Regions from separate parts of the Homo sapiens genome. Here region 2 is linked to region 1. Evidence: chromatin loops called from intact Hi-C (ENCODE). Cell type or tissue: IMR-90. All regions are shown on one strand. Each heading gives the region's core, and the rest is flanking DNA. Links, peaks and the distances in the headings are about the cores only.

Region 1 (5,394 bases), core at 315-5,314:
TATAAATAAAACAACTACAGTGATTCTATATGAATGATTGCTGTCCAGCCAAGTGATAGCTGCTATCCGTTGGTGGGACTGTAAACTAGTTCAACCATTGTGGAAGTCAATGTGGCGATTCCTCAGGGATCTAGAACTAGAAATACCATTTGACCCAGCCATCCCATTACTGGGTATATACCCAAAGGACTATAAATCATGCTGCTATAAAGACACATGCACACGTATGTTTATTGCGGCACTATTCACAATAGCAAAGACTTGGAACCAACCCAAATGTCCAACAATGATAGACTGGATTAAGAATATGTGGCACATATACACCATGGAATACTATGCAGCCATAAAAAATGATGAGTTCATGTCCTTTGTAGGGACATGGATGAAATTGGAAATCATCATTCTCAGTAAACTATCGCAAGAACAAAAAACCAAACACCGCATATTCTCACTCATAGGTGGGAATTGAACAATGAGATCACATGGACACAGGAAGGGGAATATCACACTCTGGGGACTGTGGTGGGGTGGGGGGAGGTGGGAGGGATAGCATTGGGAGATATACCTAATGCTAGATGACGAGTTAGTGGGTGCAGAGCACCAGCATGGCACATATATACATATGTAACTAACCTGCACAATGTGCACATGTACCCTAGAACTTAAACTATAAAAAAAATATATTAGCTTAAAAATAAAAATAAAAAAAAAGAAGTATTCTCAAGCAATGGGACAGTCTAATTTTATTCAGTGGCAAAATGCAAGCCATTAACAATCCTAAACACTCTGCAAGTAGAACCCAGCCCTCCCATAACTGCACCAACACTGCAAGGAAATTGTTTGTAAATGTCAGGCCGGAGTTGGAGCTATGTCTGCAAGTTACCCAAGCATGAGGACCAAGTTCTAGGCCTGCCTCAGCTGATGTTCTTTGCTGACTGCTGCCTGCAAGCCATAGAACTTAGCTTAAAAAATGGAGAGTTGAAGTCATGGACTATGAAGAGCAAAACACCTGCCAGGATAATAAGCAGGATTTACAGTAGAAGTTTGTTAAATCATAGGATGGAGACATCCATGCAAGAGAAAGAAGGACAGATAATTGGGAGATGGGAGACGTGACATGTCAGAAATGCTATATGTATAAATATTACTCGTAAGTAAATTAAGTATTTTTTAAAACAGGCAAGGAAAGGTTTTCCCACCTGAGCTGTCCTGAAATATGAGATATCTCTGAAGTACAAGTTGGTATATTTTTCCCAGTTGAATAGGAAAAATATGTTTGATTGGACAAATGTCTTCAGCAATGATAATTACATGGGTACCTGAAACATTACCTGCCTGGTCATTTTCTGCAGGGTTAATATTAGCGTAATACAAGTTTTATTTAATGACCTTTTCTCTCTTTTCCTGGTACTAGTTTTCCCTGTGTGATTTCTGACTTGGGTGTCAGATTGTAGAGGAAAGCAGTTGAGAAAGTATGGGTGATAAAAACAGCCCTAATCAATTTTTATAGGGCCAGTAGTGGTGATGACTTAATTGCTACCTTGGTGAAAAGGCTGTGATTCTTATGCTAAATTATTTAAAAAATAGCTTTCAATGTAAATGTTCAGAACTTTGTCCAATCTCTCAGCATTTGAAATAGTACCAACACAATGCAAATGCAGCAATGCTTAAGAAGAGCAAGTTCACAGCTAATTTGAAATACAGGATTTCAACAGCTCAGTGGAGCTGGGCGCTGGAGAGGGTGGAGCAGGCAAAGGGAAATGCAGGCTATGTACATAATGAGGGCAATCAATCCAACTTGGTAGCCAGCAAGCAACTGTTGTGTTTAAAATGGAGTATTGTGCCTCCTGTCATGGTGACATATTCAATTAAGCGATATCCTATTATTATTTCTCACCCTGTGTGATTTAACAAAAACATTATTGAAACTAGAAGAAATCATTCTACACACAAGCAAAAGAAAATTCTTTGATTGGAATTATAATGATGTCTTTCACAATCTCTGACAGGTAAATTATGAACAGTTGCAGTAAAACTTTGCTGTATAATATTAATTTGAAATAAGTTCAGACTGTCTCCAGGGCTTTTATTTTTATAAATAAGTGTTGAGCTATTGGGAGGGAGGGAAACTACTGCTTCTTCTGAAAGGTGATGACTTTAGCATTTATCTTGTAGGTAGTGATAAGTAATACAAAGTAGAGAATGTCAGATTAGGACATGGTGCTGCCTGGAGAAAGCCCTATATGAACAGCCTTTCTCAGAACTCTATCTCCCCTAAAGCTTTCAAGGTGGGGGTGGATGATTTTCACTTACTTAACTTACTCTGTACATCACTTTCCAAGCATGACATTTCCAACTGATAAGATTTTCTAACCTATTAGTCAATAATTCAGCATAAAGTTAGAGCAGTTGCTTCAAATTATTACTGTACCAAACTTGGGAGATTTTGAATTTCACTTGCTGGGTAAAAAAAAATGCCCAATGATGCAAACTGCAATATCAAAAATTGCCCAGTAATGCAAACTTCAATATTAAAACTTGAAAACAGTCATTGGAAATATTTTGCAAGGGAAAAGATGGGCTCAAAGGCAATGTCTTGGAATGCATCATTTCTGTCGCTTGCTTTACAAAGCCAAGAAGCTCAGACTCTTCCCAGGAATTTCTTATCTACAGAGCACGCAAGGAAGGCATAAGTCTGGTGTCACTGTAGCTATTACTCATTGAAATGAGTCACTGAGCAAATTTAAAAAGAGGTTCTTTGGAATGTTAGCAATGTTTTAATATGTTTAAACATTGAACAGAGTAGAGGATGGATGAAAAAATTCTATATCCAATAGAACAGTGAAAACATGCACTATTGTAAAATATGTAACCCAGGAGGTAGAGGTTGCAATGAGCCGAGATTGCGGCATGGCGCTCCAGCCTGCGAGACAGAGCAAGACTCTGTCTCAAAAAAAAAAAAAAAAAAAAAAAAAAAAATATATATATATATATATATATATATATAGTATCTAAAAACTCTAAATAGAGTCATATACTGATTAAAGATAAAAGAGCATTTGATGTTACATAATCCAGCCCTAAAGCTCTATAGCACCTCAACAATTTTATTGTTCAGTCTCTGCTTGAACACACAAAATAAAGGAAACTCATAGAAAGCCCACTCTATTTTGAATATATACCAATTTTTAGAAAATTTTATTGAACCAACCTCCTTTTCTCTATTGATTTACTTTATGGTCAGGGATCTCCCTCTACAGTCTCATGGAAACATTCTGATCCCTTTGCTACAGGACATAATTTTATAAATACATAAAAACTTCCATATTACCCTGAAGACTTTCTCTTTCTGCTTCAAGCTATTCATACAGTTATTTATTCATGCAGTCACTCATGCAGCCAGCCATTTAGTAACATTTACTTAGTGCATATGTATACAATGGCCATAAACTGTATTGGACACAAGAAATACAATATTAAATAGAATACGTAAGAACATTAAAGTAAACTCACAATGATTTAGAATTTACCATATGTCAGGCATTGTTATTGGCATTTTATATGCAGTATGCCATATAAGTCTCAATAATCTTATCAGTGAAGTACAATTATTCCACCCACTTTACATATGTAAAAACTGAAGATAGGAGAAAGTAAATTCTAATATCCATAGTCTAAACTGGGAGATAGACATATAAAAAATTATAATACAATTTAGTACATACTATATAATGGAGATAATTAAGGAAACATAGAAAAAGATGGCGGTACGTCTGACTCCTGGTTTCAAGAGCAGAGAATTCTTTGAAGAATATACCCATGAAAAAAAAGTAGGACAGCCAGAGAGAGGAGCACGTAATATACAAAATAGATGAGCATGAAAACTTAAGGTAATGACACTAATGGAATAAAAGGTACAGGGAGAAATGGCTGGAGATGTCAGGAAATCATTAGGAAACCAGGGCTCAGAATATGGTAAGCTGCAAACACCAAAGAGGTTAGAAAGCAACCCTTGGAAAGTGACGGGAAAGTGATAACAAGAAGTTGATAATTAGATCCGCTTTTTAGGAAATTCTTTCTAGCAGCATTTTCAAAGTTGAAATGGAGGGGGCTAGACTGGAGACTTGGAAAACAATCATTCTGGGGGGATATGATACAAAGGAATACTCTTGAGTCCATCTACCACTGCTATTACCATAGGAGGAAATACCATCCTCCAGGTGTGCTCAAAGCAGCTTTGCGTCACAGACTATGGACTTTTGGGCCTATTTGTGTTTATCTTTAAAACTGTGCTTTTTAATGTCATGGGGCAAGGACATGAGTATCCTAAATGAATGGCCTGCCTTTGTTGCTGGCCAGTATGGCTGGCCCACTTTGCTGCTTGGCAGCCATTAATGGATATTTTCTATTTCATGAGAGCCTTGCTTTGCTGGCTACCCCTTGTGTATTATCAACTGCCCGTTTATGTTTCTACCAATTAAGCCCCAAAGATAACAGGAGCAAACTAATATGTGATTCAATAGAATCTTTGCAATATTTAAAAGGTCTAATATTAAGTGCCATATTGGGTTATTGAGCATTCAATTAAAAAGTCTCAAGTGTTTAATTTAGGATTTTCCATAGGACAGTTATTGTTTGTTAATTAGTTAATTAAATAACAAATGATTATTTAAAACATGCATTAGGATTAAGCAAGCTGTAAGAGAGATAAAGATATCTCCAAGGCAATTAGCTCACTGTAATTTTAATGATAAATGTGTAATTAGACTCTTATTCTAAAGAGATTGTTTGGAATGGTTTTCACAAACATTAAACAAGCATGTAACGTGATATTTACTTACACAACAAGCAAAATGTAGTTCTAATTCTTATTAAGCATCAGCCAGTGTATTCAAATGGTACCTAATTTGCTAAAAGCAAAAATTTTACAAGTATTGGTACTTACAAAAATATAATCCATTAAAAGCTTATATAACTAACTTAATTATATTACAACTAGATGTATCCCCAAGCCTATTTATTTCACTTCCTAGAAACTTACCTGAGAATTTCCAGTGTGTCATAATTTAACAACCAGCATTTATACTTTTATGTATCCAATACTTGAGGGAGTTACTATTACATCACAAAATGAACCCCCCTTGCAAAGAATAAAATACATTTCCTCTTGGATATCTAGAACCTACCACAGTTCCTGGCACATGGAACTCTGTAAACGTCTACAAAATTTATTTGAATGAGCAGAAAACATCCAGAAATATCCAGACTTCCTGATTCTGCTCATTCGAATTCTGTTTCTCCCCATTCTATCACAAGCTCCTGGCTGCCGTCTCTAAAAATGCAGCTCTTCTATTATTCTCAGCAGCCAGCAGCCTAGTTGAATTGAGCTGGAGA
Region 2 (5,394 bases), core at 316-5,315, 260 kb before region 1:
AAGAGAAAACAAACCATACCTAAACAACACTCTTTATTTCTCTAAACATTTCTGAGTTCTTTCTGTCACTGGGCATCTCATCACAGACTCATCATGATGAATCAATTTGCCAAAAAATGTGATAGAGAAATCAATCAAAATTTCATTGCAGAAATTACTGGTACACTTTCTACTTCTTAATATGTGATGCTCTGAAGATTGACATCTTCAAAAGACAATAGAAAAAATAAAACAGACAAAATAATTGTAAATGACCAGTGGGATCAACCCATAGGCACGTATTTCTCCTGGTAAGTATTTTGTGAACCTAATTATGATCCATCTAACCAGGGTTTAGCAGGTAGTCAGTTATAGAGATGCTCAGTTCCTTCTTGTTCGCTGGATTTAAGCAGTGTTTGGCGTGTGCTGATTTATAATGCACCATTTCTGCATCTGTTTGCCCTCAGCTTTATTCCATGCTCTTTCCTGCTCTGTCCTGCATTGTATTGGATGGACCACTTTTAGACGACTTTTTCTAGGGTTCCTTGTTATCTGACAGGGTTTGCAGGAGCTGGCTCTTTTCAATGTGTGAGAGCCAGTTGACAAATATTCAGAGATCCTGTGAACTGGTTGTTCACACTGGTTAATATCACCATTAAAATTAAGTTATCTAAACTTACGTTAAATAAGTTATTGTATACTAAAAAGCAATGGTAATATCTATTCCAAATGTATCATTTCCTAATTATTTTGCTACCCTTCTTTTGACTGTCTGCGCTCTAGAGGTTATGGTATATCTGTATTTATGGGAAACACTACATAACAGTGTGCCATCATTGTGCATCTCTCCTCAACTTCACATTCATGGAGCATACAAGCAGTAGCTTGAAATTTGCCAAGTGAGAGTATTCATGCTATGGAAATCAGCAAATGCTACGAATCAGGGCTTGTTTTTCTTGGAGAGTCACTAGTTAACATGCTGTTTTCCAGCAGTATTTAGCCAGTGGGAAGCACTGAAGAGAGCTCAGAGGATTGGTGGAAGGAAGAAGTCATGGTTTTTCATCTTTTCTTCTGTGGCCTTGGGAATATCTCTTCCCTTGCCTCCTCCAGTTGTCCCTCTATTGAAGGGGTGGTGGCCAGGCGCGGTGGCTCACTCCTGTAATCCCAGCACTTTAGGAGGCCAAGGCGGGCGGATCACAAGGTCAGGAGTTAGAGACCAGCCTGGCCAACATGGTGAAACCCCGTCTCTACTAAAAACACAACAATTAGCCAGGAGTGGTGGCAGGTGCCTGTAATCCCAGCTACTTAGGAGGCTGAGGCAGGAGAATCGCTTGAACCCAGGAGGCAGAGGTTGTAGTGAGCTGAGATCATGCCACTGTACTCCAGCCTGGGCAACAGAGCGAGACTCTGTCTTAAAAATAAATAAATAAATAATAAAAATAAAAAAGAAGGGGTGGTATTGGCTTCCTGTTGTTGCTAATCTCTGGGTTGCTTCACTGTTTGACATTTGTCACTGAGCTTCTCAGTTCTTCTATCACCAGTGTCACCAATTCTCTGTACTAAATTCTTTCTGCTTTACATATTTGAATGCTTTTTCCCCCATTTAGACCTTATCTGATACATATAGCAAATTTATTTACACAGGTGTCTTTTGTTTTCGGTAGCACTTTTAATGTCAGAGCTTACAAAATTTAAAATAATATGATGTGTTAGCGATAGAAAGCCCTCTCTTTATTCAGAAGAAGAATTAAAGTGCCAGAAAGCGTAAGCAATTTGTTATAGTAGGTTGGTGAAAAGCAATAATGCTTTCCCAGCATATACTGGGATTTTTGACCCACACATTAATATTTTGAGCTAGAAATAATATAGAATTTATTAGAACTACTGAATGCCCTCAGTACTTTTTTGATATCTGAGTTTCGACTTGATAGCTCATATTCTGCCTTTGTTTAGGTATTTTTTTTTGTTTATGATGCCATGGTGGCCAAATCATGTCTACAATGAGAAATTTTAAAATATTGAATAGATTTTTGAAAATTGAACTGGCAGTCAGCTGGCTGTCTTACTGTCTTATAAAAATAACACCCCTGGATGTCGGCTGCAGTGGCTCATGCCTGTAATTCCAGTATCTTGGAAGGCCGAGGTAGGAAGATATCTGGAAGCCAGTTGTTTGAGACCAGCCTGGGCAATATAGCGAGACCTTGTCTCTACAAAACATTTAAAGATTATCCAGGCACAGCAGTGCGCCTGAGCTGAGCCTAGCTACCCAGGAGGCTGAGGTGGAAGGATCACTTGAGCCAGGAGTTCAAGGGTACGTGTGAGCCGTGATCACACCGCTGCACTCCAGTCTGTGTGACAGAGCAAGAGCCTGAATTAAAAAAAAAAAAAAAGCCTATTGGATATATAGCTGCTGTGTCTGGGTTCTGTCTCTCTGTTTATGAAGGTCCATTAACTTATTTCATAGTCAAAATCCACATGATTCTCTGGGACACAGGGAAGAAAGATACTAAGGAGGGGTAGTTTCTTCTTTTCCTATGGTTTTGTAGAATATAGAGAAAGTGGATTTTACTTAGTAAATGACTGAATGGTTTCATATATCATCTCATAGAAAAACATTAATTTTTAAATTCTGCTGAAGTGGCTTAGATTATAAACACTGCTCTTGTTACTTCATATCTTGCAAGTCTCCTTTAGTGCTCTGTTATTAAAATATTGTGAAAGAGAAAGAGCGCTGATTAAACGTGCCTACATGGATACATTTACATTAATGCATGATGATTAATTATAAGTTAATATGCTCATTCACAAAAATATTTTAAGGTGGCATAATGATAAGGCTGCATTGATAACCTTGCACAGCCCCTTATTAACTTTATCAAAAGCCAGATATGAGGTGACGTTAACACATTTTGGAGTGGCATGCCAGCAAGCCAACTGGCTTTCCGTGAGTGTCATACTCACTTTGGACCACAAGATGCCGCTCAATAATCCGTTATGATTTAGGTCTTTTGTTACAAGCCAAATGACATTTCCATTTATTTTACATGCTCTCCAATTACATATTAAAACTTATAGTGGGTGGGTTGTGGGGAGGAGACCCTGACTCTGAAAGCACTTTTTAACTTGGATGTGGGAAATCTATGAATAATTTATTTAAGGTATACAGATGCAGGCTGAGAATTCAGACAACATAGAATTGTGGCATCCTCAGCTTCTGTGCGTGTGTGTACTTGTCTACTCTTGCCCTGCTGTCTACCCAGCCCTTTTTGTATAGTCACCAGCACCATCTGCCCCCGAATGAAATAATTTCCTGCTGGTTCTCGCTAGCAACTCACAAAACAACCTATTTTTGTAACTATTCAAAATGTCAAAGGATTACCTTAAAATAAAAACACATAATCAGCTTTCTATTTTTCAGGCAGCAATTAAGTAGTCACAACATGGCAGTCCATAGATGAAAGCTCCAGAAATAATTGTTTCCAAAGGTAATCACTGGAAGAAGATAATTTTATTTCCCAAGTCCTTGTCTTAGGCTTAAAAAACAATTCAGCCTGAAGATTCAGATGGCTTTGGTCTTTAACTTTCCCATCAAATTTGCCCTACATTTAAATTTATATGTTTTAATTTTTTTGAGATAAGATGGAAGCAAGTCTTCCCCACAAATACTTTTTTATGACCAGTGTCTAAACACGAGCCAAGGTGGTCACATTATGGAAACACATTCCTTGGAAATTTGAGGGGCCAGGCTTTAGAGAAGAAGCAGCTACATAAGGAAATCTCTTCCATAAACGTCATGTAGGAAAGTTACTTTGCCTTTTTCTGGTGTTAATTTGGCAGCAATAGAGCTGATCTGCCTCCTAGATAAAATAGACTACCTAGGTGGTATGATTTCCAGGTTGTCAAGAAATAGCCCTCAACATAGTCTCTTCTTAACTGTCACTTCCATTTTAGTGTGTTGGTTTTCAGATACTTTAGTCTATCTGGCTGAGCACAGGATTTTAAGAGATGGAGACTGATGATCAGAACAAACAAACATATGAGAGACTCTGTATGATGGTGAGAGGAGAGAGAGTAAGCAGCAGAAATGGGAGGAGAATGACCAAGACGTGGAAAGAAAGAGATGCTCTAGGAAAAGCCCCACCTAGTGCATTGTCTCAGTCCATTCTTAGGATGGGATCAACTTGGTGGTGTGAGCATTTAGTTTAGACAATAAAAAATGGACTCTCAAAAAACTGAAAATAGAATTACCATATGATCCAGCATTCCCACTGCTGGTCATATATCCAAAAGAAAGAAAATCCTTATATCTAAGAGATATCATCTGCACTCCCATGCTTATGACAGCACTATACACAATAGCCAAAATTTGGAAGCAACCTAAGTGTCCATCAATGGATAAATGGATAAAGATAATGTGGTACATATACATAATGGAATATTATTCAGCTATAAACAAGAGTGAAATCCTGTCATTTGCAGCAACACAGATGGTCCTTATGTTAAGGACAATAAACCAGGCACAGCAAAACAAATACTGCATGTTCTCACTCATATGAGGGAGCTAGAAAGTGGATCTCATGACAATTGAGAGTAGAATGATGGTTTTCAGAGGCTGGGAAGAAGGCGGTGTGGAGAAGGGTATGAAGACAGGTTGGTTGATGGGCAAGTATAAACATACAGTTAGAAGAAATAAGTTCTAGTATTCAAAAGTATGGCAGGGAAATTATTGTTAACAACAATTTATTGTATATTTCAAAATAGATAGAAAAGTTATAATGTTCCCAACAGAAAGAATAATGTTTGAGGTGATGGATATTCCAATTACCCTGATTTGATCATTGTACATTGTATACAGGTATCAAAATCATATGTACCCCCAAAATATATGTAACTATTAAATATCCATAAAAAATGAATGGAGAGGCTTGTCCTCTGAGCCAGCTTTCTCATTTTTCGTCAGTCCTGGCTCTCTATATCACTGAGAGACACATCACATTTCTTTCTTCATTCTCATTCATTTGTTCATTCTTGTGAATTCAACATATGTTCATGAATAGTTCAACAACTATTTATCTTGTACTAACCCTCCACCAGGTACTGGATTAGTGACTGTGGATATGAAGATGAAAAACATTCGATTGTCAGAACTACAAGGAGACTATCACTGGAACTATTATGCAGAAAATCTCATTTTTTTCTTAAAAATATCCTAATATATAGTGGAAATGTTAAATTTTGCTGTATTTAATGTAAAAGTGAAAAAACATAGCTTCTTTAGACCAGTGATTCTCAAGCCTTCAAATGCACAGCCATCATCCAGGGATTTGGTTAGAACACAGATTGTAAGTCAGAATGTCTAAGGCTAGGCTTGAAATTGTGCATTTATAACGAGCTCTTGGGTGATGCTGATTCAGG

Evidence for each region. Hi-C counts contacts between places; a loop is a spot of excess contacts. Peaks named below come from ENCODE experiments on the same cell type or tissue, not always from the same donor. Only the 100,000 strongest peaks of a DNase experiment are listed, where the experiment ranks them.
Region 2: it touches region 1 in a loop (4-fold over the local background); 4 of 110 quality-filtered maps call a loop at or near these places.

The regions. Positions count from the first base shown.
Region 1 is chr9:78,864,181-78,869,574 of GRCh38, forward strand. All of the region lies in intron 3 of LOC105376097 (a long non-coding RNA gene), which reads right to left. Among named protein-coding and RNA genes, the nearest start is that of PSAT1, 570 kb to the left of the region's middle. In IMR-90, for the core only: no CTCF peak of the experiment used is centred there; a DNase peak (open chromatin) is centred at 2,711; H3K27ac peaks cover 1,039 bases.
Region 2 is chr9:78,599,188-78,604,581 of GRCh38, forward strand. No RefSeq gene overlaps it. Among named protein-coding and RNA genes, the nearest start is that of PSAT1, 300 kb to the left of the region's middle. In IMR-90, for the core only: a CTCF peak has its summit at 2,944 (motif pointing right); a DNase peak (open chromatin) is centred at 2,954.